2 separate regions of the Homo sapiens genome follow, and region 2 is linked to region 1. The links are chromatin loops, found by intact Hi-C in ENCODE. Cell type or tissue: transverse colon. All regions are shown on one strand. Region 1 overlaps PHF21A (PHD finger protein 21A). Region 2 overlaps LINC02710 (long intergenic non-protein coding RNA 2710).

Region 1 (4,000 bases):
GAAATTCCCTTTTATTCCAAGCTTTCTGAGTGTTTTTATGAATAGATAACTGGAATTTTTAAAATAAAAACTGTATATGTATAAGGTATACAACATGATGGTTTGATATACATATACATAGTGAAATGATTACTATAATCAAGCTAATTAATATATCTATCTCCTCACATAGTTAACCTTTTTTGTGTGTGTAGTGGGGTGCTAGATTTTGACAAATGCTTTTTCTACACCAGTTGAGATACCATGTTTTTTTTCCCCCTTGGTTCTGTTAATGTGGTATATTATATTGATTTTCTTACATTGAACCACCCTTCCACTCTTGGGATAAATCTGGCTTTGTCATAGTGTACCATCCTTTTAATATGCTCTTGGATTCAGTTTGCTGGTATTTTGTTGAGGAATTTTTGTTGTTGTTGAGGGTTTTTCATTTATATTCATAAGGGATATTGGTCTGTAATTTTCTGTTCTTTTGGTTTTTGTTTTTTTGGAGGCAGGGTCTTGCTGTGTTACCCAGACTGGAGTGTAGTGGTACAATTGCAGCTCACTGCAGCCTCAACCTCCCAGGCTCAAGTGATCCTCCCATTTCAGCCTCCCAAGTAACTAGGACTATAGGCATGCACCACCATCCCTGGCTAATTTTGTTAAATTTTATGTAGAGATGGGGTCTCACTTTCTTGCCCAGGCTGGTCTCGAACTCGTGGACTCAAGTGATCCCCCGACCTTGGCTTCCCAAAGTGTTGGGATTATAGGCATGAACACCAAGCCTGGTCTATAATTTAATTTTTTTCGTTATTTTTTGGAGACAGGGCAGAATCTTGCTCTGTCACCCAGGCTGGAGTACAGTGGCATGATTTCGGCTCAAGTGATCCTCCCGCCTCAGCTTCCCAAGTAGCTGGGACTACAGTTGCGCACCACCATGCCTGGCTAATATATATGTGTGTGTGTGTGTGTGTGTATATATATATATATATATATATATATATATTTTTTTTTTTTTTTTTTTTTTTTGAGACCAGGTTTTGTCATGTTGCTCAGGCTGGTCTTGAACCCCTGAGCTCAAGCTATCTGCCTGCCTTGGCCTCTCAAAGTGAGCCACCACGCCCAGCCCATTTTCTATTCTTTGGTGTCTTTGGCTTTGGTATCAGAGTAGTGCTGGCCTCATAGAATGATTTAAGAGTGTATTTTCTGGAATTTGAGACAGATTGGTGCTAATTCTTTAAATGTTTGGTAGAATTCACTAATAAAACCATCTGATCCTGTACTTTTTCTTTTCGGGGAGAATTTTGATTACTGTTTCAGTCACTAGTTGTTACAGGTCTGTTGAGATTTTCTTTATCTTGAGTCAATTTTGGTAATGTGTGTGTTTTTAGGAGTTTTCCATTGCATCTATGTTGTCTAGTTTGTTGGCGTACAGTTTTTCAATATATTCTCCTATAATCCTTTTGAATTCTGTGAGATGTAATGTCCTCAGTTTCATTTTTGGTTTTAGTTATTTGTATCTTCTTATTTTCTTAGTCTAAGCCAGAGGTTTGTCGATTTTGTTATTCTTTTCGAAGATTCACCTTTTGGTTTTGTTGAGTCTGTTGTTCTTCTCTATTTCATTTATCTTCATCCTAGACTTTATTTTCTTTTTTCTTTTTTTTTTTTTTTTTTGCTTTGAATTTAGTTCTTTTTCTGTTTCTTAAGGTGTAAAGTTAGGTTATTGATTTGAGCTCTTTCTTCTTTTTTAATATAGACTGTTAGCAGCTATAAGTTTCCCTCTGAGTACTGCTTTCACAGCATCGCATAAGTTTTGGTATGTTGTGGCCTTGTTTTCATTTCTCTCAAAGTATTTTCTAATTTCCCTAGTGATTTCTTCTTTTACCCATTGCTTGTTTAAGAATGTGTTGTTTAATTTCCATACACTTGTGAGTTTTCTAGTTTTTCTGCTGTCATTAATTTCTAGTTTTTTTCCATTGTGGCTGGTGAAGAGATTTTATGTGATTCTAGTCTTTCTAAATTTATTAATATTTGTTTTGTGGCCTAACATATAATCTGTCCTGGAGAATGTTTCATGTACACTTGATAAAAATATGCATGCTGCTCTTGTGGAGTGGAGTATTCTTTCTATGCCTGACAGGTCTAATTGGTGTATAGTGTTGTTCAAGTTCCCTATGTCCTTTTTAATCTCTGCACAAGTTTTATCCATTACTTAAAGAGGGATATTGAAGTCTCCATTTATTATTGTAGAACTGTTTATTTCTGTCCTCAATCCTTTCAATAGTTTCTTCATATATTTTGGGGCTCTGTTGTCTGGTACATATATGATTATAACTGTTATATCATCTTTTTGAATCGACCCTTTTGTCAGTATATTATATAATGAGGTTCTTTGTCTCTCGTAACAGTTGTTGACTTTAAGTCACTTTTGTCTAATAGTACTATAGCCATTCATTATAAACATCCTTTCACTTTCAACCTTTTTGTGTCTTTTTCTCTAAAATGAGTCTCTCTTACAGCATATCATTAGATCATGTGTTTTGTTCATTCTGCCAGTCGGTCTTTTAATTGGTGAGTTTAATCCAGTTACATTTAAGTGATTACTGGTAAGGAGGGACTTACGCCATTTTGCTATTTGTTTTCTGTATATCTTACGTTTTTTGTTCTTCATTTCCTGTAATACTGCCTTTTTTGTTTGATTTTTTTCTTAGTGTGTCATTTTCATGCTTTCCTCATTTCTGTTTCTGTATATAATTATTTTCTTAGTGGTTACCTTGGGGATTACAGTAAACATTCATACGTTTTTAACAATCTAGTTTGAATTAACCCCAGCTTAGATTTTTAAAACCCTGCTTGTATGGTTTCAGTTGAAGCCCCAATCTCAGCGTCATGCAATATATCCATGTAACAAACCTGCACTGTACCCTCAAATCTAAAATAAAAATAAATAAATAAATAATAAAAGCTTTGCCAGTGACAATGAAGGAAAAAGAAGCTCTGCTCCTATACAGCTCTGCCCCTCCTTTATGTTGTTACTGTCACAAATTATATCTTATACATTGTGTGCCCACTAATATAGATATATAATTACTTTGTGCATTTAAGTCATATAGGAAACAAAAAGAGAAGTTAAAAATAAATAATAACACTGGCTTTTATATTTATTCATCTAGTTAGCTTTATTGGAGTTCTTGTTTCTTTATATGGCATTGAGTTACTGTCTAGTGTCCTTTCATTTCAGCCTGAAGGGACTCCCTTTAACATATCTTTTAGAACTGGTATACTAGCAGTGAATGTCCTCTGGTTTTGTTTATCTGGGAATGTCTTAATTTCTCCATTTTTGAAGAATAGTTTTGCAGGATATAGAATTCTTGGTTGATAGGGGTTTTTTTGCTCAGCACTTTAAATATATTAACCCATTTCCTTCTGGTCTGCAACTTAGTTCTGGCTGATAGTCCTTCACAAGTTTACAGTCAAACTAGTTGGCTAGAGCTGCAGTAATTTTAAGGCTGTGCTACAGCTTAATAATCCACATCTGAGCTCATCACATGGTTGTTGGCAGACCTCACTTCTTCACTGGCTGTTGGCTGGAGGTTCCGTTCCTCACACCTGGGCCTCTCCATAGTGCTGCTCACAACGTGGCAGCTGGCTTCCCCCAGAGCAAGAGATCCACGAAGGAAAGACACCCTCCACCACCACCAATGTTTTGATTGTTTTATTTGTATTTTTGTTTTTGGATCCTTTTGGTATTATTTATATAACACTGAGATAATTGTACTTTTTCTTGCATGAGAGAGAGAAATTTGAACCATGGGTAATTTTTTAGTGGAAAGGAATTGATTTGCCCTTCCTTAAAAGCACTGCTGCTAATTGCTTTACTCAGCCTTAGAAATGGAAGTAAGAGACTCCAAGAGACTTCACACAGCCTTGGAATGGAACAGCACACCCTTATAGTTGACCTTCTTTTCTCCCTCCTCCATCATACTTCTCTCCTTCCTATTCAAAGAGACATGAAAATAAG
Region 2 (4,000 bases), 260 kb before region 1:
AGTCTGAACTAAAACAGTGGCAGGGTGGTGGTGGGGAAAAAATGTCCCTGAATTAGAATCACAGGATTTGATGACAAGAGTGGGGGTGAAGAGTGGAAGGAGAGGATTCTGGGGGGATGACTTGGAGGTTCCCAGGTTGGTGGAGCAGGAGGAGAGTGGTGTTGTTAATAAGGCTCAGCCTTCCTGATTAGGGGCTTATCAGAGAGAGTTGAGCTTGGGTCATATTAACTTGAGGGTCCTGGGCGCCTCGGCCCTGGCTCCTCATGTGAGAATCATATAAAGGTTATTCTTCTGATTTTGATAGCAAACCCAATAGGTTTGCAAACTTCTCACATGCTAATTAAGAAACTAATTAAAACCCATCGGTTCTTAAAGACATATGGTTTATTTAAAGTTGATCCAAGATTGATATTTGGTTAAACAATGTTTTAATAAATCATAGAATGAATTGGCTCTAAGAATACTAGCATGGTGCTCCAATTTACTAGACACTTTCCATGCATTCTTTTTTCCTTTGAAATATGAAAAAAATGAGATAGTGTAGATAAAAATATCTAATGCCTAACGATCATTTAAAGCTAGTTTCCTTCTTGAAGCCCATGGAACTCTGTGGGGTTAGGTATGGTTATTATCCCCATTGTACAGATGAAGAAACAGGAGTAATTAAGAGAGATTAAGGGGCTGGGTACAGTGGCTCACACCTGTAATCCCAGCACTTTGGGAGACTGAGACGGGTGGATTACCTGAGGTCAGGAGATCGAGACCAGCCTGACCAACAAAGTGAAACCCAGTCTCTACTAAAAATACAAAAATTATCTGGGTATGATGGCGAGTGCCTGTAATCCCAACTACTTGGGAGGCTGAGGCAGGAGAATCACTTGAACCTGGGAGCCGGAGGTTGCGGTGAGCAGAGATCGCACCATTGCACTCCAGCCTGGGTGACAGAGCGAGACTCTGTCATAAATAAATAAATAACGAGAGGTTAAGGGACTCATACAAAGTGATTTTGCAAGGAAGTGGAAAAGTCAGGACTCATACCTAGGTCTCCCCACAATTGCTGTATACTAAATCATCCCCAAACGTAGAAGCTTAAAGCAGTAAGTATTTATCATTACATCACAGAGTTGATGAAGATCAGCAGTTTGGGGTGGCCTAGCTGGGACTGCAGTCTCTGGAGGCTTGACTAGGGCAGGAGGTTCCTTTTCCAGGCACACTCACATGGCTTTGGGCAGGAAACTTCAGTTCCTTTGCACTTGGGCTTCTCTCTAGGGCTGCTCAAGACATAGTTTTACCCAGACTGAATGATCAGAGAGAGCGAAAGAGAGAGGGGGTGGGGAGATAGAGGGAGAAAATGAGAGAGTGAGCAAGAGCAGTTAGGCTAGAAATCTTTTTATGACCCATCTTGGAAGTAATATCCCATCAATTTTGCTGTATTTTACTCATTACATTTTTTAAAAAATTTTTGTTATTTTATTTTATTTTATTATTTTTGGAGACACAGTCTTGCTCTGTCACCCGCTGGAGTGCAGTGGCACGATCATGGCTCATTGCAGCCTCGACCTCCCCAGGCTCAGGTGATCCTCCCACCCCAGCCTCCCAAGTAGCTGGAACTACAGGTGTGCACCACCTCGCCTGGCCAATTTTTTGTATTTTTTGTAGAGATGGGGTTTCACTATGTTGTTCAGGCTGGTCTCAACCTCCTGAGCTCTCAAGCGATCTGCCAGACGTGGCCTCCCAAAGTGCTGGGATTACAGGTGTGAGCTACTGTGCCCTATCCTGTATTTTATTTTTTTTGTAGAGATGGGGTCTCGCCATGTTGCCCAGGCTGGTGTAGAACTCCTGGGTTCAAGCAATCCTCCCGCCTCAGTCTCCCAAAGTGCTTGGATACAGGTGTGTGCCACCACGTCCAGCCCCAGCGTGTATTTTACATCTTAGAAGGAAGTCATTAGGTCCAGGCCCCACTTAAGGGGAGGGAACTTCACCAGGGTGTGAACGTCAGGAGGCAGGGATCATTGGGGACCATCTTAGAGGCTGCCTACCGCAGGCACCCTTTCTACTCTGCCATTCCACAAATTGTCATTTTCATCTTTGCAGCTTCTCCTCATCTCCCATCCTCCAAATAGAAGTATTTTATGAACTTCATAAAGTTGCAATGTGGCCAGTTTGGGGCAATTTATATCTTCTATAGACAACAGCATTGAACTACTTAGCAAACCAGGAAGTGGAAAATGGTTATAAAGGGATCCAATTACTTTCATTGCCAAGGCAGTGTAAAACGCAACATGTGAAAATGGACTTAATTGGTGAAAAATTAATTAGACAATTAAATTTATTTCTGCTTAAATACACTTAGGTGTTAATTGGTAATCTGACTGCAGGTTTATTTTAAGTTACATTTGTTATCTTGACTCTGTCCTTTAAGAAACGATCTTTGTTTAATATGCCGTGAACACTCCTGGTCTTGCCGAGAAACAGTGTCTAGTTCATTCTCATCGTTCTTCTCCAGATAGGACTGATCCGGGTCAGACTGGCCCAGAGGGCAAAAAAGCATTTGCTTCGAAAGCCCCATCAAGAGGAAAATCTTTCTACTGCCAGAGGGGCTCTTCTGGGAAGCCTGAGTGGAGAGGTACAGGATTCCAAGTGGGAACTGCAGACTCGTTAGTCTGCCACTCACTGGCTCTGTGACTCTGGGCAAGTTACTTCTGCAGTCTGGGTTTCAGTTTCTCTATCTGTAAAATGAGCTAGTGGGCGTTGATGATGTCTGAGTTCACTTCACCCATAAAATTCCACGATTGTCAAGTACAGGGGTTTCATGACAGGAGGGATAGATTGCAAGGGTTTTCTTTTTCTTGAAAAAAAAAATTTCTTAGCCTCATCTGTTTGCTAGAATTTGTTTTAGAGTATTTCATGTGCTGGTTAAACATAGTGGGTTGGATACATTTTAACCTGCGCACTGTCTTTAAATCCCACTGAAATCATGAGGACAGAGAGAATGGGCAAGGGGTCATCGATGGACCGGAGATGGGATGGTAGGGACAGAAACTGCAGGGTCCGCAGAAGGAACTGCTCACCGAAAGCCAACAAGCTTGCCCTGTGGAATCCCAGAAAGGCCCAGGAACTTCGGGACATCACTGAAGGCAGAGTGAAGAGAGGTAAGTGCAAGTCCAGATGAATGAGTGATGATGTTCCCACTCTCTCCAGAGTTGCACACCCCCTCACCACCCCCAAGTGGAAGATTGGGAGATTCCTCTCTGGGGAAAGGAAGCAATTCCACAGGAAGGAGTTCCCCAATGAAAAAGACAACATGCATGGTGGTGCATGCTGGTGGTCCCAGCTACTGGGGAGGCTGAGGCAGGAGGATCGCTTGAGCCTAGCAGTTCAAGGCTGCAGTGAGCCATGTTAGTGCCTCTGCACTCCCGCCTGGGTGGGAGTGAGACTAATGCAGGACAGGCAAGCCCCCAAATTGGGCCTTAGCCTGGGAGGGTTCTCAGTTTCACACAGGAAAGAATTCAAGGGCAAGCCAGAGGTGTTAGACAGCAACTTTTTTTTTTTTTTTCTTTTGAGACAAAGTTTCTGGTCACTCAGGCTGGAGTGCAATGGTGCGATCTCGGCTCACTGCAACCTCTGCCTCCTGGGTTTAAGTGATTCTCCTGCCTCAGCCTCCTGAGTAGCTGGGATTACAGGCACTCGCCGCCATGGCTGGCTAATTTTTGTATTTTTAGTAGAGATGGGGTTTTGCCATGTTGGCCAGGCTGGTCTTGAACTCCTGACCTCAGGTGATCCGCCTGCCTTGGCCTCCCAAGGTGCTGGGATTACAGGCATGAGCCACCATGCCTGGCCTAGACAGCAACTTTTATTGAAGTGGCCGTGCACAGCAGCAGCAGAGGTACCGCTGCTGGCAGAGCGGTGTGCCCAGAGTAGCAGCTCAGAGGCAGTACTGCACTCATGTTTATACCCACTTTTAATTATATACAAATTAAGGGGTGGTTTATGCAGAGAT

What was found. A loop is a pair of places that touch in the nucleus more often than their neighbours do. Peaks named below come from ENCODE experiments on the same cell type or tissue, not always from the same donor. Only the 100,000 strongest peaks of a DNase experiment are listed, where the experiment ranks them.
Region 2: a loop joins it to region 1, with 8 times the contacts of the local background. A loop is called at or near these places in 1 of 110 quality-filtered maps.

What each region holds. Positions count from the first base shown.
Region 1 is chr11:45,955,405-45,959,404 of GRCh38, reverse strand. The region is part of intron 10 of PHF21A (PHD finger protein 21A); the gene reads left to right. Among named protein-coding and RNA genes, the nearest start is that of LARGE2, 35 kb to the right of the region's middle. In transverse colon, no CTCF peak of the experiment used is centred here; no DNase peak of the experiment used is centred here.
Region 2 is chr11:46,214,879-46,218,878 of GRCh38, reverse strand. It overlaps LINC02710 (long intergenic non-protein coding RNA 2710), which reads left to right. Exons shown (of 3, transcript NR_183776.1): 2 at 2,988-3,152. Among named protein-coding and RNA genes, the nearest start is that of LINC02710, 2.8 kb to the left of the region's middle. In transverse colon, no CTCF peak of the experiment used is centred here; a DNase peak (open chromatin) is centred at 1,966; H3K4me3 peaks cover 640 bases; H3K27ac peaks cover 362 bases.